Regions from separate parts of the Homo sapiens genome. Here region 1 is linked to region 2. A link is an interaction called in ENCODE POLR2A ChIA-PET data of the cell type or tissue named here. Cell type or tissue: PC-3. All regions are shown on one strand. Links, peaks and the distances in the headings refer to the core of each region. The heading gives the core; the rest is flanking DNA.

What was found. ChIA-PET counts read pairs that join two places held together with the same protein. Peaks named below come from ENCODE experiments on the same cell type or tissue, not always from the same donor. Only the 100,000 strongest peaks of a DNase experiment are listed, where the experiment ranks them.
Region 1: POLR2A ChIA-PET joins it to region 2 with 16 read pairs; 5 of 35 experiments call an interaction of 5 or more read pairs at or near these places.

The regions. Positions count from the first base shown.
Region 1 is chr5:141,896,171-141,908,718 of GRCh38, reverse strand. It overlaps the pseudogene LOC729080. Among named protein-coding and RNA genes, the nearest start is that of DELE1, 21 kb to the left of the region's middle. In PC-3, for the core only: no CTCF peak of the experiment used is centred there; no DNase peak of the experiment used is centred there.
Region 2 is chr5:141,768,827-141,781,374 of GRCh38, reverse strand. LOC124901094 (a long non-coding RNA gene) reads left to right here and starts at 6,154. Exons shown (of 2, transcript XR_007058975.1): 1 at 6,154-6,465; 2 at 11,038-12,548. In PC-3, for the core only: no CTCF peak of the experiment used is centred there; no DNase peak of the experiment used is centred there.

The sequences.
Region 1 (12,548 bases), core at 3,549-8,548, 130 kb before region 2:
TTGGGTTGTTTCCATCTTTTGGCTATTGTGAATATTGCTACTGTGAATATTTATATACAAGTATTTGAGTACCTACTTTCAAGTCTCTTGGGTATACCCCTACGAATGAAACTGCTGGGTCATACGGCAATTCTATGTTTAACATTTTAAGGAACCACCAACTGTTTTCCACAGTGGCTGTACCATTTTATGTTCCCATCAGGAAGGCCCAAGGGTTTCAGTGTCCCCACATTCTTGCCAATACTTGTTCTTTTCCTTAATTATAGCCATCACAGTGGGTATAAAGTGGTATCTCATTGTAGTTTTGATTTGCATTTCCGTAATGACTAATGATGTTGAGCATCTTTTCATGTACTTTTTGGCCATTTATATGTCTTCTTTAGAGAAATGTCTATTCAAGTCCTTTGCTCATTTAAAAAATTGAGTTATCTAGGCCAGGCAGGGTGCTCACACCTGCAATCCCAGCACTTTGGGAGGCCAAAGAGTGTGGATCACTTGAGCCCAAGAGTTTGAGACCAGCTGGGGCAACATGGCAAAACCCCATCTCTACGAAAAAATACAAAAAATTAGCCTGGCATGGTGGCACCTGTAGTCCCAGCTACTCAGGAGGCTCAGGTGGGAGGATCACTTGAGCCCCAGGAAGGTTGAGGCTGCAATGAACTGTGATCTTTCCACTGTACTCTAGCCTGGGTGACAGAGTGAGACCTTGTCTCAGAAAAAAAGGATTGTCTTTTTGTTATCAAATTATGAGTCCTTTATATATTCTGGATACTAGAAGTTTATTGGATATGTGATTTGCAAATTGACAAATGAAATGAAAAGTGTCTTTTCACTTTCTTGAAGATGTTCTCTGATGCATGAAAGTTTTTAATTTTGCTGAAGTCCAGTGTATCCATACTTACTTTTTGTTGCATGTGGTTTTGATATCATGTTTAAGAAACCATTGCCAGGCCGAGCGTGGTGTCTCATGCCTGTAATCCCAGCACTTTGGGAGGCTGAGGCGGGCAGATCACCTAAGGTCAGGAGTTCGAGACCAGCCTGGCCAACATGGTGGAACCCTGTCTCTACTAAAAAATATAAAAATTAGCCGGGCGTGATGGCCGGCACTTTGCTCCCAGCTACTTGGGAGGCAGAGGCAGGAGAATCGTTTGAACCCGGGAGGCGGATGTTGCAGTGAGCCGAGATTGAGCCATTGCACTCAAGCCTGGGGGATGAAAGCAAGACCGCTCTCAAAAAAAAAAAAAAAAAAAAAAGAAACCATTGCCAAATCCAAAGTCATGAATATTTACCCTTATGTTTTCTCCTAAAGGTTTTACACTTTTTGCTCTTACATTTAGGTATTTGATACATAATGAGTTCAAAATTTTTGTTTGTTTTTTGTTTTTGTTTTAGGCCACTAAGTTTGTGGTAATTTGTTACATAGCAATAGAAAGCTAATACAGGACCAGAGCAAGAAAAGTTTCTGAAGCTATTGCAGGTATGATATAAGCTGCTTTCCTGCTTGGGCCTTATGACCCAGCAGATTCAACAGTGCTCCAAATGTCTATTGCAGATAGGAATGCTGGTGAACCATCTGGGAATCCCTGATAGAGGAATCATGACGTAGACTCCTAGAGTTTTGTATTGCAGCTATGTCTTTTTACACAAATAACTCATTCACACTTTGAAAAAATAAAATATACAGCTCCTGGGCTTGTTCCTGGGCTCTGGTGGAGACCAAATGCCTGACCTAGGATGCCAAGTGAACATGTAGCATTTACCCATTTATCATAAGGGGTATTTTAAAGATGAACAGCCAGATGGAGAGATGGATAGGTCAAGCCATGTGGGAAGGGGCATAGAGCTTTCATACATCTCTAGGCATGCCACCTTCCCTCCAAGTATCTTCATGTGTTCAGCTATCCAGAAGCTCCTTAGTGAGTTAATATTTGTATATGGTACGAGGTAAGGGGTCCAACTTTCTTCTTTGTTCTTCTTTCTTTCTCCTTCTTCTTCCTTCTTCTTCCTCCTTCTTTCTCTTCCTCCTCCTCCTCTTCCTTCCTCTTCTTCTTCTCCTCCTTCTCCTTCTTCTTCCTTTTTTGTATGTGGATATCCAGTTGTCCCAGCACTATTTGTTGAAGACACTATTTTTTGCCCATTGAATGCTCTTGGCACCCTTGTCAAAAATCAATTGACCCCATAGCTGTATTAGTATATTTTTGGACTCTCAATTCTATTTCGTTGATATATATCTCTCTATCCTTTATGCTACTATCACACTATTTTGATTACTGTAGCTTTGTAATACGTTTTGAAATCAGGAAGTGTAAGTCTTCCAGCTTTGTTCTTCTTTTTCAAGATTGCTTTGGCTATTTGGGGTCCGCTGCAATTCCATTTGAATTTAAGGATTGGCTTTTCCATTTCTGCATTGAGTCAAAAGCTCTGAAGGTAAAGCCAAGGAATCTGCTTTTTTTAAAAAAAATAAGTTTTGATTGTGAGTAAAATACACACAACATAAATTTTACCACTTTAACCATTTCTAAATGTACAGTTAAGTACATTCACATTTTTATGCAGTCAATACCCAGAACTTTTTCATCTTGCAAAACTGAAACTATACCCATTAAACAACCCCCCTTTTCCTCCTACCCCTGGAACCTGATAACCACCATTCTACTTTCTGTCTCTATGAGTTGGACTACTCTAGGTACTTCATATAAGTGGAATCATATAGTAGTTGTCTTTTTGCGACTGGCTTATTTCACTAATGTCCTCAAGTTTCATCCATGTTGTAGCATGTGTTTGAATTTCCTTTCTTTTTAGGGTTGAATAATATTCCATTGTAAGGATATACCACATTTTCTTTACGTATTCAGCTATCAGTGAACATTGGAGTTGCTTCCACTTTGGCTATTGTTGAATAATGCTGTTATAAACATGGGCATACAAATATCTCCTCAAGGCCCTGCTTTCAATTATTTTGAATTTATATCCAGAGGTAAAATTACTGGATCATATGGTAATTCAATTTTTAGCTTTTTGAGGAACCACCGTACTATTTTCCATAGCAGCTGTACCATTTTATCCTCCCACAAAAGCTTCCGTTTTTCACATCCTCACTTTTTTTTTTTTTTGAGATGGAGTCTCACTCAGCCACCCAGGCTGGAGTACAGTGGCGCAATCTCGGCTCACTACAACCACGGTCTCCCGGGTTCAAGTGATTCTCCCGTCTCAGCCTCCCGAGTAGCTGGGATTACAGGCACCCGCCATCATGCCTGGCTAATTTTTGTATTTTGGTAGAGACGGGGTTTCACCATGTTGGCCAGGCTGGTCTTGAACTCCTGACCTCAAGTGATCCACCTGCCTTGGCCTCCCAAAGTGCTAGGATTACAGGTGTGAGCCACAGTGCCCAGCTTCTTTCTTTCTCATTTTTAGGGGGGGATAGTGTGTGGTGATATTGCATTGTGGTTTTGATTTTCGCATAGGAATTTGCCTTTTTAAATGAACTTTTTATTTTGGAATGATTTTAGATTTACAGAAAAGTTACAAAGATAGTACAGAGGGTTCCTGCACATCTTTCATTTGGTTTCCATTTCCCCTAATGTTATCATCTTACATTACAATGGCACTTTGACAAAACTTGGAATCTGCTTTGTACTAAGCACGTGCGTGTGCACACACATGTGCACATCACTTATACTCATTATTTATTTATTTATTTGAGACAGGCTCTTATTCTGTCACCCAGGCTGGAGTGCAGGGTGTGATCTCAGCTCACTGCAACCCCCGCCTGCCAGGCTTAAGTGATCCTCCTGCCTCAGCCTCCTGAGTAGTTGGGACTACATGCACATGCTACCACATCCAGCTAGTTTTTTGTATTTTTCTGTAGAGACAGAGTTTTGCCATGTTGCCCAGGCTGGTCTCGAACTCCCGGGCTCTAGGGATCCACCCACCTTGGCCTCCCAAAGTGATGGGATTACCGGCATGAGCCACTGCGCCTGGCCGTGATTCTTACTTGCACTACAGTTTGAGAGCCACTAATCTAGGGGTCAGGAAAGTCCTTCCAGGGAAATACCTTTCAGCTGTTACTTGAAAGATGTGCATGAGTGAGTAAAAGGAACAGTGTGTGATCCAGGCAAAGGAAACAAACTGTGCCAAAGCCTGGGGGTAATAAAGAACTTGGAACATTTAAGGATAATCATAATAGCGGTAATAGTAATTTATTGACACTTACCATATGCCAAGCACTGGTAAGCACTTTAGAACATTATTTTACTTAATTTTCCACAACAATCCTATAAAGTGGAAAATATGATCATTTCTATCTTATAGAAGAGGTAACAGAATTGAAAGAAGTAACTTGCCCAAGGCTACACAACTGTAATGTGGCAAAAGCAAATTTGAACTTAGGTCTTTCTTTCCTGATTCCTTTTCTCCCACTAGGCCCCAGTAAATTTTATTCACCTGCTTGCAGCAAGAAGCAAAACCTTAAATATGTGGCTTTTCCTCCTTCTGGTCTACTCTTCCCACTCTCTTTTCCAGACTTCTCATCCTTCAGGGTTCAGAGAGTTCTTCCCATTCCAAAGCTATTCCTTAATGTTATTCTCTCTCATTGCATTGAAGGCTAAATTAATGAATAAATATAAATAAACAGTCTTAGCAACAATTTGCCTATCTTTCCTGCTGTACTGTCAACTTCATGAAGGCAAGGATCCAATCCGTCTGGTTCACCTAGTACCAGGAAGTGCTTACTAAATATGTGGGGTTTTTTTTGTTTTTTGTTTTTTGTTTGTGAGATGGAGTCTCGCTCTGTCACCCAGGCTGGAGTGCAGTGGCACCATCTCGGCTTACTGCAACTTCTGCCTCCTGGGTTCAAGCGATTCTCCTTGCTTCAGCCTCCCGAGCAGCTGAGATTACAGGCACCCACCACCATGCCTAGCTAATTTTTGTATTTTTTAGTGGAGATGGGGTTTCACCATGTTGGGCAGGCTGGTCTTGAACTCCTGACCTCAAGTTATCCGCCCACCTCCGCCTCCCAAAGTGCTGGGATTACAGGCATGAGCCACCGTGCCTGGCCTAAGTATTTGTTGAATAAATGAAGAAAGATAGGAACTCAAACATGTTTTGGATGTTGAATGAGTGACTTTTATTTTTGAGAAAGAAAAAAATCAAATGGGTTGCTGAATATCATTTAAGATATGAACCACAGGTTCCCTTTTTCTCTAGCAAAAACCTCAACATTGCTGTGCATGGTGGCTTATGCCTGTAATCCCAGCACTTTGGGAGGCCAAGGCAGGCGATTGGTTGAGCTCAGGAGTCTGAGACAGCCTGGGCAATGTGGCGAAACTCCTTCTTTAGAAAAACAAAACAAAACAGAAACAATTAGCGGGGTGTGATGGCACAGGCCTGTAGTCTCAGCTACTTTGGAGGCTGAGGTGGCAGGATCGCTTGAGCCAGGGAGGTGGAGGCTGCAGTCAGACGAGATCATGCCACTGCACTCCAGCCTGGGTGACACAGGGAGACCTTGTCTCAAAACAAACAAAAACCCTCAACCTTGATTTGATTCCCTGGAGAGACTGACCTGAGTCTGACTGACCTGAGAAACATCTCTTTGTTGAGAAGTTCAGATCTGAAGACAGGGGTGGGAAGTCTCTATTCCTGATGCAAAAGATCAAGAGTATCATCAAGAAGAAAATACCATCCTAACAACTTCAGAAAGTCAACTGGCTACAAGGAGGGAAGGGGGCAACTGACCTCCCCAGGTCTGGGGTTCTGCTTTGGGGTTCTGTTTGGGTTCTGTTTGGGGTTTGCTTCTACTCTGGGGTTCTGCTTTCCAGCATAGCACCAGAGTGCTAGCAGAGTGACCATGCTGTAAGCGAAGGCTAACTGCTCCCTACTTCCCCTGGCTCCCCCAGTGTTAAATTAGCTTTATGTCAATACCACACCAGCAGCTGGGATGAATTATTGAAGCTCATTCATCGCAGTGAGCCCAGGTTCCACTTGCTTTATGAAATGGAGGTGAATGTGACCATATTATTTCTATTTGTCTCGTTGCAGTCAGTACATCTTCAGTCTGTTGTTAATATGAAGGGACTCAGCCCTAGGCAGATAATCCCAGCCTCTGCTTCTGATGAGAGCTACAGAGATAAGCATAGTGGGAGTGTCAGAGCACATAAAGTGGGAGGGGAGGAGTGCAGGAACACATCTGCTGGCTCCAAACTCGCAGGGGCTCTTAGTTATCACAATTTACATGGTAGTCCCCAACACCTATTCATATACACATAAGCACAGTCAACACACACATACACACATATATGCACATATACATTCAGAGTCTTAAAGGCACACTCACCAGGGGCCCAGGAACAAAAATGTGGAGCGTGCCAACATTTTAAAGAATTATTTTCTCAAAGATTGTGCACATTTTAAAGGCTTCTCCTCCCCCAATCTTCAGCACCAGTCCTTCTCTAGAAGTGCTGGCTAGCTTGCCCCTGACTCTTGGCAGAGATGGCTGACCTGGAATGTCTAAGGCATGAACAGGGAACCCACTTGTAGGAGGCTCCTGTGTGCATGTGGGAGAGCAGTCTTTCTTCTCTGCTCCCTTCCAACTCCCTCCTGAACTGATGTATGCCTGACTTTCAAGATATATTTCTGTTGCTTGACCCAGATGCCAAAATTATCTGTTATAGCTCTGCATCTATCCATATACACCCGCATTGACATTCACAGTCACAAACATGCAGTCACACTCCTACACACTCATGCTCACACACACACACTACATACCCAGAGCCAGGCCTCCTAGCCATATGGCTTGGTTTGAAGGCTAATGAGAAAGCCTCCTGATCCTATCTGCTGGTCACAAGCCTCTCAAAGATTCCACCATTAAATATTTATCATTTTGGGAGTACTCAGCTAAGAATTAAGACCTCCAGTCAAGGCAACACACCATAAAGTTTTCATCCAACATTTTGGCAGAAGCCCACCTCTACCCAGAAACTTCTTTCTCCTTGACTAGCTGACTCTTACTCATTCTTCAGGTCTGACCCAACCTCCCCTGTTCAGCCCCGACCCCTTACTGTTGAGGGATGGTAAGTTCCCCCATTATCCATGCTCATTACTCTCTGTCATTTTCCTTCCTTGCACTGATTAAACCTGTAATTAAATGATTATTTATGTGATCACATTTATATGGTTTGTGGCCCCATTAGAAAGAGAACTCCAGTTGGTTAGGAGTTGCCTTTCTCTCTGTTCTTCACTATACACCAAGTGCTAGCACAATGCCTGGCACAGAATTGATGTTCAATAAAACTTAAATGGCTGGGCGTAGTGGCTCACGCCTGTAATCCCAGTACTTTGGGAGGCTGAGGCGGGTGGATCACCTGAGGTCAGGAGTTCAAGACCAGCCTGACAAACATGGAGAAACCCTGTCTCTACTAAAAATACAAAATTAGCCGGGCATGGTGGCACATGCCTGTAATCCCAGCTACTAGGGAGGCTGAGGCAGGAGAATCGCTTGAACCTGGGAGGCCTAGGTTGCGGTGAGCCGAGATCACACCATTGCACTCCAGCCTGGGCAACAAGAGCGAAACTCCATCTCAAAAAAAAAAAATTAATTAATTTAAAAAAAATGAAGTTGAATGCTTTGGGGAAAGGACATTAGAGAAGAAGGAAAACAGACAGAAAATGTCAGAACAGATAATTCCAAATCCTTCTGATCTTGGGCCTCTGACTATCACCAGTATGTTCCTTTCTCACCTGCCAGGGTGACACCATGTAACTCTCCTGGGGCATGTTAAGATGCCCAGCAGAGGCCGGGTGCAGTGGCTCAAGCCTGTAATCCCAGGACTTTGGAAGGCTGAGGCAGGTGGATCATTTGAGATCAGGAGTTCGAGACCAGCCTGGTCAACATGGCAAAACCGCCTCTACTAAAAATACAAAAATTAGCCAGGCATGGTGGCATGCACCTGTTGTCCCAGCTACTTGGGAGGCTGAGGCACAAGAATCGCTTGAACCCAGGAGGTGGAGGTTCCAGTGAGCCAACATCATGCCACTGCACTCCAGCCTGGGCAATACAATGAGATTCCATCTCAAAAAAAAAAAAACAAGATGCCCAGTAGAACTACACAGGGACAGCACTAGGATTGAAGCAGACAGAAACTTCTCAGCTGGAGGAAACAGGCCTGAGGGGCATCCTGGCCTGGTCTGGCTCTGCACTTATCCAGAATGTGACTAAGAGTTCATAGTTCTAGACCAAGCTTTGTGTGAGGAACCTTCTATTCCAGATGTTTTCTGGTAATTAAGATGGGAGATGTTTGTTGCCGAGAACATATGGTATTGATAATAATAACAAAAATACTATCAGCTACCATTTATAGAAAGCTTACTATATGCCAGGCACTGGGCTAAGTACTTTATATATAGTTACACATAATTAATTAATCCTCACAACCATCTTGAGAGAAAAATGTACCACTATTTCCATTTTGAGAATAAGTAATTTGCCCAACATCACACAACTGGGAAGCAACTGAGCCAGGACAGGACTCTGAGGCCAAGCTTTGAACCAGCAGGATAGGCTGCCTTCTATTTAAGCCCCGAGGAGATACCAGACCACCTCATACTCACTCAACAGATACAAAGTAGTGCCCTTTAATGGACTTGGGATTTATTTGCAATCTTAGAAGCTGCCACTATTCCCTTGTCTTAGAACCACCAGGATCTGGCTCCTGATTCCTGGAGTCACAGAAGAGAGGTGCCAAAACATCTGGAATTGCAGAAGGAAGCAAATACAGGCAGCTGGGAGGCACCTGATCCTTGGCCTTCTACAGCAAAATACTCCTGAGTCCCTGGCCCTCCTGCTTGGAAGATGGGACCACTTTGAATCTTTTCCCTCTGTATTTCTCTTCTCCCAGTGGTGATCCTGCGGGCTCATTTCTGAATGATGATGGTCTCGAGGCAGGTGACAAGTAAGCCACAAAGGGCCACATAAACCATAACCAGCCAGTGTGAGAGAGAAGCTGCCACTGAAGGTGGGCCCTATTTACTTGGGGCTGCACTCGCGGCCTTGTGTACAGCCACTTGCAGGAAGTGAGAGCTCCAAGCTTTTGACATCAGGTCATGGTGTCTTCTGTTCCCCTCTCTTCCCTGTGGCACTGACTTCAGCTTTGTCCCTTTAATGATTCTGAGTCTGACCTCCATGGCTTCAAATTAAGTCTGGAATCATTTTAAGACTACTATGGGGTGGATACGGTGGCTCATGCCTGTAATCCCAGTACTTTGGGAGGCCGAGGCTGGCAGATCACCTGAGGTTGGAAGTTCGAGACCAGGCTGACCAACATGGAGAAACCCCGTCTCTACTAAAAATACAAAATTGGCTGGTGTGGTGGCGCGTGCCTGTAATCCCAGCTACTCGGGAGGCAGAGGCAGGAGAATCACTTGAACCTGGGAGGCAGAGGTTGCAGTGAGCCGAAATCACGCCATTGCACTCCAGCCTGAGCAACGAGAGCAAAACTCCACCTCAAAAAGAAAAAAAAAAAATGGTCCCTGACTCGTGCCACTTAAACTCGGTCTGAAACAGATACTTCCTGGCTCATCCTTTCAACCTGCATTTATTGTGGTGTTATCTCTCTAATCTGTGGACTCCTAAAGGGCAGGTTTGTATTGAATATGGTCATTTGGCATGCATCCTCTATTCTTATTTTCTTCTAATGTGTTACAGGGACCGGGAAGCTAGAATACATTTCTATGACTCCCTTACAATTAGGCACACTTGTATGACTGTAAGACAGAAAGGAGGAAGATGACTTCTTTCTGCTATTTTGGGCTTTCTGTTGGCAAGCAGGATCCTGGAGACATGGGGTTCTCCTGCAACAGCCATTCAGCTTCCTGATCTCTGCTTTCTAGTTCCTGGATGGCAGATCTCTGACAATGTGTTCTTTAACTCAACAGTTACAGTGGTGGCCTTTTGATTCCCCATCTTACTAATCATGGCAAACATATTCGCTCTCCTGTTGCAGTTTTGGGAAGTCCATTCCACAACTCCTTTCAATGATTGTGTAAACACTAATTCTCTACACTAAGTTCTCCTCAGTTCAAAATACCTAGAGTAGTTTCTGTTTTCCTGCACTGAACTAGGCCCTCAAATAGTTGTGAAATGACTGACTCCTTGGAGAAACAAAGAAAAAAAAAGTCAGTGTTGTGTTGGAGAGAAAAGATTTATTTTCTCATCCACTTCTAGGTTCATGGCCAAGATTCCAATAATAAAAAACAGATTAAGAAGAGAAAAGTATGCAAATGTATTTAATATAAGGTTTACATGACACAGGAGCCTTCATAAGGAAATGAAGACCCCCCCAAAACAGGAAAACTTGTGTATTTATTTAGGCTTAGGTTTGAGGAAGAGTAGAAGTGGTCACTCATGCAGAAGTATGATAGGACAAAAGGGGTGTGATCTAATGGTAATAAACTGGTGGTAGGGGACTTAGCAAGTCCTGTTCAGATTCTTCTGCCTTCAAGAACAAGGAAGTCCCTTTTCTTCAGTATAGGGAGGGTATCTCTGGAATGAGGATTTCATGACCTACTTCAGGAAAGAAAGGAGGGAGAAGGTCAGAGAGTAACCTTCCCAGGTTTTTTTCTTTTCTTTTTTTTGAGATGGAGTTGCACTCTGTCGCCCAGGCTGGAGTGCAGTGGCGTGATCTCGGCTCACTGCAACCTCTGCCTCCTGGGTTCAAGTGATTCTCCTGCCTCAGCCTCCCAAGTAGCTGGGATTACGGGTGCCCACCACCATGCCCGGCTACTTTTTTTTTTTTTGTATTTTTAGTAGAGACGGGGTTTCACCATGTTGGCCAAGCTGGTCTTGAACTCCCGACCTCAGGTGATCCACCAGCTTCAGCCTCCCAAAGCGCTGGGATTACAGGCATGAGCCACTGCGCCCGGCCAACCTTCCCAGGTTTTATGGCCTGCTTCCGGGAAGAAGGGAGAGGGAAAGGTGAGAGTGGTTCTCCTCTGCTGTTTTTTCAAATGCCAAGTTGCCATATTTTGGAGTACGGTATCCTGAACCCCATCATTCTCCTGTCTGAAACTTTCCCAAGAGGCCTCACAGCCCAAAAACTGAGTTGGAAGATTATTGCATAACCCATTGAACCATCTCTCAGTTCCAGGAATAACTCAGTCCAGTTAAATAGTTAACAGTTGTATCTTATTCCAGTTGTTAGGGGGTATTGCAGTCAGGCTTCTACCAAAGTTAGGCCTCTATGTAGTGTAATCAATCAGGCATTTAATAAGAGGCATTTCCAGACAAACAATAGAAAAACAAACATTAACAATTAGAGCAATCCATAAACTCAGTTTTTGAGTCCGGAAGACAGCCAGTCAAAAAAATTTCTAGATTCGAGCTCAAAGCATCTTGAGATGGTAGAATGAGGACAAGTAGTGACAAGCTGATAGATTTTCCTGGTTTGCAGTTTGCATGAGGTGTTCTGGGGAACTTTCTGAGTAGCACATAGAGCAACACGTACAAAAATTGTTCATATATGGCTGTTGTGATTTCTCTAAAGTCTATATGAAGTTGTCCAGCTTTAGCTTGCAGGGCTTTGGAAAAAGGGCAGTTTTAATTTTTAGTGATTCTCAGTCATAAGGTGGGAGAAAAATTGGAAATTGTTTGGAGAGTGATAACCAGATATTGGAGGAAACTAGAAGAATTTAAGATCCAGTCCAGATTATAGGTAGATAACAAAACCTCAGGGCCGGGTGAGGTAGCTCACGCCTGTAATCCCAGCACTTTGGGAGGCCGAGGCGGCTGGATCACGAGGTCAGGAGATCAAGACCATCCTGGCTAACACGGTGAAACCCCGTCTCTACTAAAAAATACAAAAAATTAGCCAGGCATGGTGGCGGGCACCTGTAGTCCCAGCTACTCGGGAGGCTGAGGCAGAAGAATGGCGTAAACCCAGGAGGTGGAGCTTGCAGTGAGCTGAGATCGTGCCACTGCACTCCAGCCTGGGCGACAGAGCAAGACTCCGTCTCAAAAAACAACAACAGCAGCGAACATGGCGCTGTGAGTGGTGCGGAGCGTGCGGGCCCTGCTCTGCACCCTGCACGCCGTCCCGTCACCCGCCGCGCCCTGCCCGCCAAGGCCCTGGCAGCTGGGTGTGGACGCCGTCCGTACGCTGCGCACTGGACCCGCTCTGCTCTGGGTGCGTAAATTCACAGAGAAACATGAATGCGTAACAACAGAAAATGGCATTGGAACAGTGGGAATCAGCAATTTGGCACAGGAAGCTTTGGGAGATGTTGTTTACTATAGTCTGCCTGAAGTTGGGACAAAATTGAACAAACAAGATGAGTTTGGTGCTTTGGAAAGTGTGAAAGCTGCTAGTGAACTCTGTTCTCCTTTATCAGGAGAAGTAACTGAAATTAATGAAGCTCTTGCAGAAAATCCAGGACTTGTAAACAAATCTTGTTATGAAGATGGTTGGCAGATCAAGATGACACTGAGTAACCCTTCAGAACTAGATGAACTTATGAGTGAAGAAGCTTATGAGAAATACATAAAATCTATTGAGGAG
Region 2 (12,548 bases), core at 4,088-9,087:
TACTCTTGTGTGTATGCACATGTGGGCATCTCTAGAGCAGTGGTTCTCAGAGTGTAGTACTCGGGCCAGCAGCATCAGCAGCACTTGATGTGCTTGAAATGCACATTTTCAGGCCCCTCCCCAAACCTACTGAATCAGAAACCCAAGAAGTGGGGCTTAGCACTCAAATAGGATTTCTAGGTGATTCTGGTGCACCCAAATTTGAGAAGCCCTGTTCTGATGTATACAGTGTGTAGAGATGTGTGAGGTGGATGCATGTGCCATGTGAACATGGCCACGTGGACACACATGCGGGTGTCTGAGCATTGGAAACTGCAGCAGCAAAAGCCCAGGCAGAAATCAGGCCCCTGCCAGAGAGCCCAGGGGTGCCTGTTATTTGGAAGAAGGGGCTCAGGTCCAGCAGCAACTCCCCCATCATATCCACCTACCCCTTGGTGGCCACAAGACTCCACTACCTGGGATAAGAGGGGGCTGCTGTCCCTGCCAAGGCTTCCATAAAGTTGGCCTGTCAGCAGGATCTGCGGGGAGCTGCTAGTCTCATCCCTGACACTCCAGCGTGGCTGAAAGAGGGACTGCATCCTGGCCCCAGTACTCTAGGGATTTATAGTCCTAGGGACCCGTCCCGCTCCTCCTTGCTGCTCTTGGGCCTGAAGAAGTGAGTTTTCAGGGATTAACTGATTTAAGGAGGATTATGCAGGGCTAGGGGGAATGAATTATCAGCGGAGAGAACCGCAGCACCCACCTGCTGGAGCAGCCAGCAGTGCAGCATCACTGAGGCCTGCGGATGATATTTCAGGAGGAGGTGGGTAGGGTGAGAGAGACCCTTCAGGCTCTGAGGGTAGCTCCCAGGTGTGAAGGTGCTGCGTTGGGGAGGGGAGGGGAGGGGAGGGTAAAGGATAGGGGAGGAAAGGAGTCTGGGGAAGGAGGGGGCCGGTGGAGGAGGAGGATGAATAATTTGGTTAGGTAGAGGGGGAGGCCACAGGAGGGTGGATAGACTGATAGAAGGAAGGAAGGGAGGGAGAAGGGAGGGGTGGGTGAAGAGAGCACAGAGGGAGAAGCTCTGGATGGAGAGGGGAAGATAAGGAGAGGTGGGGATGCCAGGACAGTCGAATAAAGCAGTGCAATCTCAGGGGAGTCTGTAGGGAAGCTGGCGGGAGGGAAGTCACTAGGGAGTGGGGGCTCCATGCTTCGGGAGGAGGGGTGATGGGGGCCTCTCCCACCCTAGGCTAACCTGAGGGAAGGGGCATGGGCTTGAACTTCACAAGTAATCTTAGAAAAGTGAGCTGATTATTGAGTTTTGTATTTAACAAGACAAAAAAGTGGAAGGAGTATGAATAATTAGGAAGTAATGAAGACTTTGCAAAAATAGCATTTTATTTTTAAAAATTAGCAAAGAAAATATTGAGAACATGTGCAAATTGGCCATCTTGGCCAGGTGAGTGAGTCAGCAACCCCTGACAGCCCAGCTGGGCCTGGGGATGTGAGGAGGAAGCAGCCAGGCGGCCAAATCCTGCCAGAGAGTGGGTGGGGACGTTGACATCATTCACCTCCCCCCTGCTTCCCAGCCTGCGGCTTGGCTCACTCTGCTGGGGCACCTGGGACCCATTTGGGGGGAGACCGTGGCAGTCCCCAGCATGATGCTGACCTCAAACGTCTAGGCCCAAACCCCCAGCATCTCTTGCTTCCTTTAATTACCACTGGGGTCCTGTCATCCATTAATTTTGTGCAACCCTTTCTGAACTCCATTCTATTTTCAGCTTGTGAAGACCCCTTGGGGGTAACAAATTCCAGAAGTTGGACAGCAGCTGGTTAAAGCAGGACTTCCCTTTAGAAATCCTAAATTAAGTAACAACAGCTTTAGAAGGGACCTCCTGGTTCTGGGCTGATGCTTCCTTAGCAGTAACTTGGGAGGTTTGGGTCAACACTACCCCCTCGGCCCTCTGCAAGATTTCTAATAGCCCCTTTGCTCCTACATTCCAAATGTTCTGAGCTTTGAGGTCAGACAGATTTAGGCCCAAACAGGGACTCTACCACTTCCTGGTTGTGTGACCTTTAGCAAATCACTTATCTTTCTGTCTTCAGTGTTTCCATCTGAAAAATGATAAATAATCATACCTTCTATTTCCAAGATTGTTGGGACATGATAAAATAATGTATGCAAATCAACTCAAATAGTTCTTGGCACATGGTAAGTGGGAGCTCTGTGGAGCACCCACTCTGTGCCAAATGCTGTTCTACGGGCAGGTGATAGAATACGACAGGGAGGCCCCTGCCCTCAGGGAGCTTCCATCCCAGGAGGATGCTGGAGATGACCATAGGCCCGGAAGCAAATCAGTGGGGGATTCCAAAGAGTGATCTGAGCTATGAGGACAATGAAAAGGTCACGGGCAGGTGGGGGATAGATGGCTCATCAGGGAAGGCCTTTCTGGTAAAGTGACATTTGGGCTGTGACATGTGAGCTGAGAAGAAGCCAGATGAGTGTGGATGTGGAGGAGGCATTCTTGTGAGTAGTCTCAGGATTTGTGCGATCCCAGGGGAGTCTGTAGGGAAGCTGGCTGGAGGGAAGTCACTAGGGAGTGGGGGCTCCCTGCTTAGGGAGGAGGGGTCACGGGGGCCTCTCCCACCCTAGGCTAACCTGAGGGAAGGGGCATGGGCTTGAACTTCACAAGTAATCTGAGGAACTACTTACAAATCCTGAGATTTGTAAGTAGTTCAGGGCCACATTTTTTGCATCCTGAATGGTTTCATAGAATTGGACTCCTTGCCCCTCATCCCAACTCTTTATCTCAGGTTTCCCCTGTCTCTGCGCTTAGAGTCCTCTTGTCTGTTAATGGGTCCCGGGTCTGGGAAAGTGGTAGAGCAAACGGGGCTAAGAGCCCCGCCTCCTCCTTCCCTCACTCCCTCACTCCCACACGGTCCCTCCCGTGGTTCTCCTGCCGCCTCGCTGGCTGCCCAGGGTGATGGATGCCTCCTTGCAGGGCTGAGTCATGTGTGCCTCTTGCAAGCTCTGGGCAACATCTCTGTTACTGCTGTGCTCCCTGCTCCACTCCCCTGTGGGAAGGCAGATTTATAGGGGTTTTCCCCGGGGACTGCACGTGCATCTGCTTCACCCTGGCTTGGAGGCTGCAGGAGAATGGGCCGCTGCACAGAGAAATTTTCTTCAATGCACAGATGGGGAAACTGAGACCTGGAAGGGAGAAGAGGCTCCTAAGGTTGTGCTGCCACTGAGCAGGGGGCTGAGCAGGGGCTTGAGGCCTGATCTCCAGACTCGGTCCAGAGCTCTCTTTCCTGGCACACTTGGCTGTTGGCCCAAATTTAGGTCTTTGTCAGGGTCTTAGCTTCTCAAATTCCAGACCTAGGTCTGTGCAGCCCTCTCTGAGGAGCCCCAGCCCAGCACTCTGTGTAAGTAGCCTCTATTAGTAGTGATGGCCTAGAGTGCTGTGTTGAGGTTTTTGATGCTGCACGGGGCTTCATAGGAAAGTGTTATACAATAGTCCAGTGCTTCTCAAACTCCAATGTGCATCAGAATCACCTGGAGGACTTGTTAAGCCACAGATTGCTGGCTTTTACCCCTAGAGTTTCCCATTCAAGGGGTCTGGTGTGAAGTCTGATGATTTGCATTCCTAAGAAATTCTCAGGTGATGCTGATGCTGCTGGTCTGAGGCCCACACTTTGAGAACCTCTGCTGTAATTGATTAGTGCTGTCTGCTCTGGGCATGAGAATAGGGAATTGTGACAAGTATGGCATATATTTGCCATTCCTCTTCTAGTAGGACTGTGGAATCTTTTTCTTATAAATTATAAATCTATAAATAAATTGTAAATCTTTATTTTGTAGGCAGCCAGAGTAATTTTTTCAAAATACAAACCTAATCATATGACTTAAAATCCTTTGAGGAACCTGCAGACAAAGAGAAAATGATATAGTGTCTTACCCAGTGCAGCCACTGCCCACCGTCATAGCCCATCTTACATCACATGGCCACCTATGTCTCCCTCCAGTCCATCTCATTGTCTAGCATAGCTTTGGCCACAGGGCATTTGCACATACTGTTCCCACTGCCTGGAATGCTCCTACTGTCCAGTTAGGCTCCTTGCCTAATGAACTCCAACTCGTTTAGAGACCTCAGATCAGTCATTGTTTCTTCAGGGACGCTGTCCCCAACCTTTCTGTTCTGGTCAAATTCTCCCATCATGTGTTCTCACAGCCAGGTGAGCCTCTTCTGTGGTGTGTTTAGCACAATTATAGTTCCATGGAAGTGGTTATTTGATTAATGTCTGTCTAGACCAGACTAAGGGACCCAGCTCTAGGAAGGACAGAAACCATATATTCTTTCTACTTATTATTGATTCCACAGAGCCCAGCATGGTGCCTGTTATATAGTAGGGGCTCTGTAAATATTTGTAGAAAGAGAGCAAGAGGAGACGATGTTGTGAATTTCCACTGGGCTATTGTTTAAGATTTTGCTGGAAGGGGAAGGACGGACGTGGTCAACCAGCAACCAGCAAATGTTTATTGAGCACCTACTGTGTTTCAAGGTATTTGGGACTCAAGGCCTTGAGGTTTCTTTGCCTTAGCCAAGAACAATCTCCGAGGTGGACAGTGAGAAGGGGGAAAAGAAACTTGAATTTACTGCACCCTCTCAGTGGGCTGGTCTTTTGCTTTACGTATGCTGTCTTGTTGCATTCTCAGAATGGGTCAGCACTATTCCCATTTTCCAGATGAAGAAACTGAGGTTCTGAGAGGACAAGTGGATTGTGTCTGAGGCCTGTGCATGAATTCCTTTCTTCCTTCCACCCTAGTAAAGTGTGAGGGGGCCCAATAAGGAAGAGCACAGATGTTAGAGTGGCTGAGAGGAGGGACTCTATATTCTGGTCAAGTAATTCAGGCTATTCTTTCACCAATTTTATAGACCTTGTTGCTGGTGGCACAGGTTATTCAGCAGTGGAAAGACAAAGTCCCTGCCCTCATAGAGCTTACATTCTAGTTACAGGAGACATGGAACAAATAAACAGATAAATAAGTTATTGTCAGATGGTGTAAATTCTGTGAAGGAACTAAATTGGGGTAATGGGCCAGCAAGTGGATATGGGATATATTTTATCTTTGAGACAGGGTCTCACTCTGTTGCCCAGACTAGGGCTGGAGTGCAGAGGTGGGAATCGTAGCTCACTACAGCCTCAAACTCATGGGCTCAAGTGATCCTCCCACCTCAGTCTGTAGCTGGGACTACAGGAGCAAGCCACCATGTCCAGCTATTTTTTAAAGAATATTTTGTAGGGATGGGGTCTCACTATGTTGCCTAGGCTGATCTCGAGCTCCTGGGCTCAAGTGATCTTCCTGCCTTGGCCTCCAAAGTGCTGGGATTATAGGCACGAGCCACGATGCTCGGCCAGAAGATATTTTAAATGCAGGCTTCAAGGAAGGCCTTTTGGAGTAGGTCAGTGGTCTCCAACCTTTTTGGCACCAGGGACCAGTTTCATGGAAGGCAATTTTTCCATGGACCCCGGGTGGGGGTCGCAGTGGTGGTGATGGTTTCAGGATGAAACTGTTCCACCTCAGATCATTAGGCATTAGATTATCATAAGGAGTACGCAACCTAGACCCCTTGCATGCGCAGTTCACAATAGGGTTCACGCTCCTATGAGAATCTAAAGCATTCTCTGACAGGAGGCAGAGTTCAGGTGGTACCGGTCTGTGGCCTGGGGGTTAGGGAACCCTGGAGTAGGTGACATTTAAACTGAGGCCTAAATTATGAGAAGGATCCAACCAGGGCCCACTTCTCCATTAAGGACAGTAGCACAGTGCCCACAATACTTTTAGGGGCCCTCAAAATATTTTAATTTCTTTTAAAATCAGAAGAAAACAATGAACTTTTAGGTTAAAGAAACTATAGGTTAAAATAGTTTCTTTCTTTTTTTTTTTTTTTTTTGAGAGTCTCGTTCTGTCACCCATGCTGGAGTGCAATGGCGTGATCTCGGCTCACTGTAACCTCCATCTCCCAGATTCCAGCAATTCTCGTGCCTTGGCTTCCCGAGTAGCTAAGATTACAGGCACACACCTCCACACCCAGCTAATTTTTTGTATTTTTAGTAGAGACGGGGTTTTGCCATGTTGCCCAGGCTGGTCTTGAACTCCTGAGCTCAGGTAATCTGCCAGCCTCAGCCTCCCAAAGTGCTAGGATTACAGGCATGAGCCACCGCGCCCAGCCAAAATAGTTTCTTTAACATAACCATGCTTATACCAATGCAGTACTAAAATATAATTTGTATATATTTTCATGAAGGAAGGGACCCACAAAGGCAAGTGCCTAGGACCCACACAAATCACAGTGTGGCTCTTGCTCCAACCATGGGAGAAGCCACAGAAGAGCATTCCAGGCAGAGGGCACGGCAAGTGCAAAGGTTCTGAGGTGGGAATGAGCTGGACATGTTTGAGAAACAGCAAGAAGGACCTCAAGTGAGGTAAGTAGCTTGGGGAGAGTGATGAGAAATGAATGTGGAGGGTCAGATCGTGGAAGAACTGTGCATAGAGATGCGGGCCAGGGTGAGGAGGTGAGCTGATGACCAAGGGGGCTGCCACTGACTGCTCTTGGGGGCAGCAGGTAGTGAGCTGCTTCTCAGTGTCAGAAGGGCTAGGGCCGTACCTGGGCTAGCAGGGTGACCAGTGTGTCCCCTTTAGGGGAAGGCTTGAATACAAACCTGCCTGCTACATCTTTCCAGCCAAGATGCAGGCCCAGGGAAACCTGTCTCTTGACAACCCACAATCCCTAAGAGATTTCCTGGATCCTCCTGCCCCCGAGGAAAAAAGTGGGCTGTGTCTCAGGCATAGCGCTGAGCAGGTGTTGCTTGGTAGGTGTTTCTGAGTTGGGGGCTGAGCCCCTCTGTCTTGGCCTCATTTCTGGGGCTCACAGCCCCTCCCTGGGACAGCCAGTATTGGAGGGGGGGATGGGACTTCAGCAAGTGAGATACAGTGAGGAGCTATTTAAAGCTGCCGGCAGCTCTCCCCTTCTGTTCGCGGCTCTGCTGGGTGGGAGCTGCCATCGTCACGCACCCACCGGTGCCTCAGGAACACAGCAGCCCAGCGCACCCACACGGAGGCACGTGGAGAGGGTCTTGGTGCACTTCCACAGGCTGGCAGGGGTCCCGCAGCTTGTAGGGCAAGGCTGATAAAGCAGGAATGGACCCTGGACAGCCCCTCACTCTCACCCCGGGTTTCTACCTACAGCCCAGAAAAGTGGCCTACATTTAGGTCACCTGCCCTCCATTGGCTACAAGTGCAAACAATTAGCAGCTTCTTGAGGGTGTTGATGGAGGCAGGGGGGATCTTCAGGCCCTGTGGGACTGGTCGTGCTTCTTGTGCCCTGGAGGTTGTCCCATGCCTTGGGGGAGGAGCGACAGGCACCCAGCCCTCCCAAAGCTGTAGCTTGGAATGAGCGTCTTCCTGGAATGTTCGGGACCCATCCCTGCCCCACTCACACCTCCCAGGGTCCCACCAGAGGAGACTGACTGTAGGGGCTGCCTAGGGCCTGCAGGGGCTAAAAGTGCAAGCTGTGGAGGAAAATGGGCCCTGTTATGAATCCAGGCACGTGACTTGACCTTGTTGAGCCTCAGTTTTCTTCTCTGTGAAGGAGAGAAGGGGGCATTGGGTGTGATGAAGGGGACTTATGAGCCTTTTTCTTCTCTGTGATGTGGGTATAAAAACAGTGTCCACCTCAGATGGTCAGGGAGATTTTGAGTTTAAAATGTCCAGCTTTCTCATAGCCTAGCAGAGTGAGCAATCAATGAGCGAAAGCTTTTACCTATATTATTATTGTTATCGTTTATTTGAAATTGCTCTCCTCTCCCCCAAAACCAAAGGGTCATAGTGGTTCTCTTCAGGACCCGGTGGATGCAGACATAGGCTGCAGGGTCCGGGGGAGGGGAAGCAGCAGGTGAGTTTGGCCTCTGGGTGACTATGTGCCATCTGTGGCCTGGACACACACTGGCCCCTGGCACTTATTGGGACTCCCTGTGAAGTCATCAGCCAGCCTTAATGACTGTTGAAGGCTCCATCCCTGTTCTGATGCTCACCAGCAGAACACCCTGCTCACAGACCCAGGTTCAGGAGCTGTTCTGAACCTCAGGTGAGAACTGCTGATCAACCAGACCAGGGCAAGGGGGAACTTGGGCTCTTCTTTCTGGACCAGACAGACAGTTCTACAGGGTCAACCCTGAAACACAGAACCACCTGCAGGGCCAGACCACAGTGATAAGAGGATCTCTAAGGGGAATGTCCTAAATAGGGAGGACCTCTGGCAACTCAAAACTGCACAGGGAAAGGAGAGATGGGGAAGCCTCAGGACTGAGAGGTGAGGGCTAGAAGCAGCAAAGTGAGTACTGGGAGCAGAGGCCTGCCATTAGGTGCAGCCGGGGAGACAGGCTAGGAGCAGGTAGATGGAGCTCCAAGGAGCCCACCCAGTGGCCTTTCACCACATCCAGGTTTCTTCATCTCCTTTAATACCTCCTTCTGACCCATCCACTTCATCCACATTCACCATCCCTTGAACAAACCTCATGCAATGTCCCATCACTCCAGCCAGTGTCCCCTTCATCACACCAAATGCCCCTTCTCCCTTCTAGGCCCTTTTCACTGAACCTCCTTCACTTTCATCCCATCTGATTGCATCCCAAGGTGCTACGACCTCCACCTAACCCCTCCATTATCCCACCCAGGGTCCTCTCCAGGCATCCCCAAGTCCTCTGCCAAAGTCCCAGGACTCCAACTTCAGCCCAGCTAGTTCCCTTTTCCAGGTCCCCATCACCCCCCCTCCGTGAGCCGCCCCGGAGCTGAATCAGAGCCATAGAACTAACATTTTGCACACACGTCTCTCCAGATGACAGGCAAGCTGGGCCTTCTGCCCTCGGCCCACACATACCCGTGCTCAGGAAGCACAGAAAGCCAGGGCTGCACCCCACATGGGTGAGGAAGAGGGCTGGGGGTGGGGGTAGGGGCCCTTCCCTGCCGGAGAGCTAGCCCGGCCCTGGCCCCTCGGGCCTTTGTTCAAGGCTTGGGACTCACATTTTAGGGAGCAGAACATGTGTGAGATGGAGAAATACACAGGGCTGGTAGACAGAGGCAGCGAGAGAGCTCCTATCAGAGACAGGGACAGGACAGAGCAAGGCGTGACAGGGAAACAGGGAAGGAGAGAGAGGCAGGGATGGAGGCTGAATTAAGACAGAGATCAGAGATGGACAAGGAGAGACAGAAATAGGAAAAGAGAAAGGGAGAGTAACTGAGGGAAAAAGCAAACACTCACAGGGAGGGAACCCGGAAGAAAGGAAGCAGAGATGAGCAAAAGGAAGAGGAGGCATTTGTGAGCCTGGGGGAGGGAGAAGAAAAGGGACCCTGAGAAGGATCGAGAGCTCAGATGGGAAGGAGCCGTCAGGAGCCTGAGCAGACCCTGAAGAGAGGCCTCCGAGAAGCTCAGGAAAAACAGAACCCAGGGCTTCTGCAGGATGATCCAGGGCTGTGCCTGGAGCAGGAGAGCAGAGGCAGCTCCCAGGACTCAGAGGGGAGCTGCTGGCAGGTGCACTGAAATTACTGGGGAGGACCATGCACTCCCTGACCTGGCAGAGCCTGGGCCCAGGACTTGGGCCAGGAAGGGTTGGGCTGATCCCAGAGCAGGCCTCCTGACGCTAGCCAGTGTTCTTTTGCTACCCAGCATTGCTTCTGTCCATATTCCTAATAGCACCATTTATTTGAGAACCTACAAGGTAACAGGTACTTACAGCCATTCTCTCTTCCAATCCTTTCACAAAATGCTTGCAAGACCAAATCATTGTTACCCCCTCAGATGCAAAAACTGAGACTCAGAAACATGAAGAACCTTGTCTAGATCTGACTCCACCATGTTACCTATGAGCCTTTTTTCTAGCAGTACTGTGAAGTCTCATCTAAGCATTCACATTTTGTGAGTCTGCAGTTTGCCCATTCACCAACACATACACATGGGTGGACCCCAGGAGACACACACATGCACACACACAAAGGTATCCCCAGAGGGGACTCGGTATCTGTCCTTCATCTGTCCCATGGCTTCCCCACCCCCAGCCCCAGCTCCTCTTGCTTCCCCTCCACAGTATCTCAGATCACCTCCCTCTAGCTCAGCAGCTAAGCACAAGGATGACGTCATTCCTTTTATTTAAAGAAAAGGGCTGAGCTGGAGCTCAGGATGGGGGACCATGTGGGAGCAAAAGCCAAGTGACTGGCCTCCCAGCTCCTGGCCTCTTCTATTCCCCAACCCGCAGTCTGCTGAGCTGCCTCACGACTCCTGCCACATCCCCTGAGAAGCACCCCAGAGAGGGCCCTACTCAGCATGGGAGCAGTATGGGGAGACCAACAGGTTAACCAAGAAGCAAGAGTTCTGTGAGGGTGTTACCAGCTAGTGTGTTTGTTAAGGGCTCTCTGAAGTCAAGATACATGCTTTTGTTAAAGGCATACAGGGGAAACTGAGGCTCCAGGACATTAAGTCATCCAAGGTGGTTATCTGTGCATGGCATTCCAGTAGGAGGGTGCCAGGGAGGAGGACCAAGTAGGGAACTTACTACCAGAATCACTAGGTCTAAGTTCTTTCTCTTTCATGCTCTAATGGTCAGACTCTAACCACCTGTTTCTTCCTGGAACACCTGAGAGGGGGCTTTAGCACAGAAAGAGCCCCTGGCCCAGGAGTAGGTCTGCTCAGCTGCTGTGGCCTGAGTTCTCATCCATGCCAGGACCTCTCAGCAATATCTCCAACTATTTCATGCCCCAGCCTCACTCCCTTCTGGAAGGTCCTTTTTTGAGGGGTATGGAGCATTTAGTACCTCATTTAAATCTAACAACATTGCTAAGAGATTGGTACAACTATTACCTCATTTTACAGACCAGGCAACTGAGGCTTGGAAAGGGTAAGCTACCTGCCCAAGTCACACAGCTGGTAAGTGGCAAAGCCGGAGTACAAACCCAGGCCTGTCATGTTCTAAAGCCACTATCCTCTGCTTCTTACTATTCTGCAGGACTCTCCCCCAAGACCCCCTGTGCTCCCCCGCAATGGACTGAATGTTCGTCTCCTCCAAATTCATATACTGAAATCCTAACCTCCAAGGTGGAGCCTTTGGAAGGGGATTAGGTCAGGAAGTCAGAACCCTCGTAAATGGAATTAGTATCCTAATAAAATAGATCCTTGAGAGCTCCTTCACTCCTTCTGCCATGTGAAGACACAGCAAAAAGGCACCGTCTAGGAAAAGTGGGCCCTTGCCACACACCGAATCTGCTGGCACTTTGATCTTGGACTTTCCAGCCTCCAGAACTGTGAGAAATCAATTTTTATTGTTTTCAAGCTCCCTATTTTATGATATTTTGTTGTAGCAGCTGAAACAGACTAAGACATCCCTGAATGAGGTTAAGAGGTTTATTGAGTCTGCAAGCCTTTCTTCTCTACAACTTTATCCCAGCAAGAGACTCCACACCAGGGGACTGGGTGGAGTCCCACTCTCTTTTGTTCCCCCATCAGTTTCCAAGGTCCCTAACTCTGGCAGTCTTTAGTGAGTCCCTGCCAGAAACAGGCAGAGATGCTCGTTCTATATTTTATTTAGCCACTAATTGCCTGCATTTAAAAGGCATCACAGTGCCATCCACGTCCTCTGCTTCATGCCCTGATGCGTGTTTCTGCATGAAGGGACACGGGGCAGGGGAGTGAGGGGGAGAGGGGCCACAGTCTCCCCAGTGACAGCTTTAAAAGCCTGACCCCAGTGCTGAGTGCTGGAGGATGTCAGGTTGTCACCCTGAGAAGCGAGAGGAGGCATGCAGGGGCTGGGGCCTCTGCAGAAAGGAGGAGAGAGGTCAGGGCCCTGGCGAGGGCCAGGAAAGAGTTGTGGGGGGGCACTCCATGTCCCCACTCACCCCTAGGATGAGGGCCCGGCTGATGGAGATCTACCCAGAATGCCTTGTTTTCAGCTCCACTTTCCAGCCTGGAGGACTCTGCAATAAGCAGCTGCCTGGAAAAGGGTATGGTACGGGCCGCAGACAGTCATGTCTGCTGCGATCAGTAAGGAGACAGCATTTGAGCCTTGGCTTTGCCCAAGAGCAAGAGAAGGAAGTCAGGGGAGATGGGAGTAAGGGTTGGAAGGTGGAGGTAAATGGATGAGACAGGTGATAGGTAGATGGCAGCTAACTTTTGAGAAGGCCCCAGTATTCTCCCTTTGGGTTTTCCACCTGCTCAGGAGATGTACACCCTGGTAGATGAAGAGAAAACTTGCTTCTCATCATTTCCCAATCACTTCCAAGTCTAACTCAGAGCCAAATGTAATCTCACTCTGACACCAAGCCTCATACCAACAGCAAACCTACAATCAACCACAACCCTATTGACCCACTCCTCATCTCTAAATCCAAGCCTCATCCGACTACAGTTTCAACCCTAATCCCACACTTCATACCAAAATCAAGCCAAAATGCTCCAACTCAAACTCTAAGAGCAATTAGAATCCTAATATCATTTCCAACCCCAATCTAATCTTAACCAATC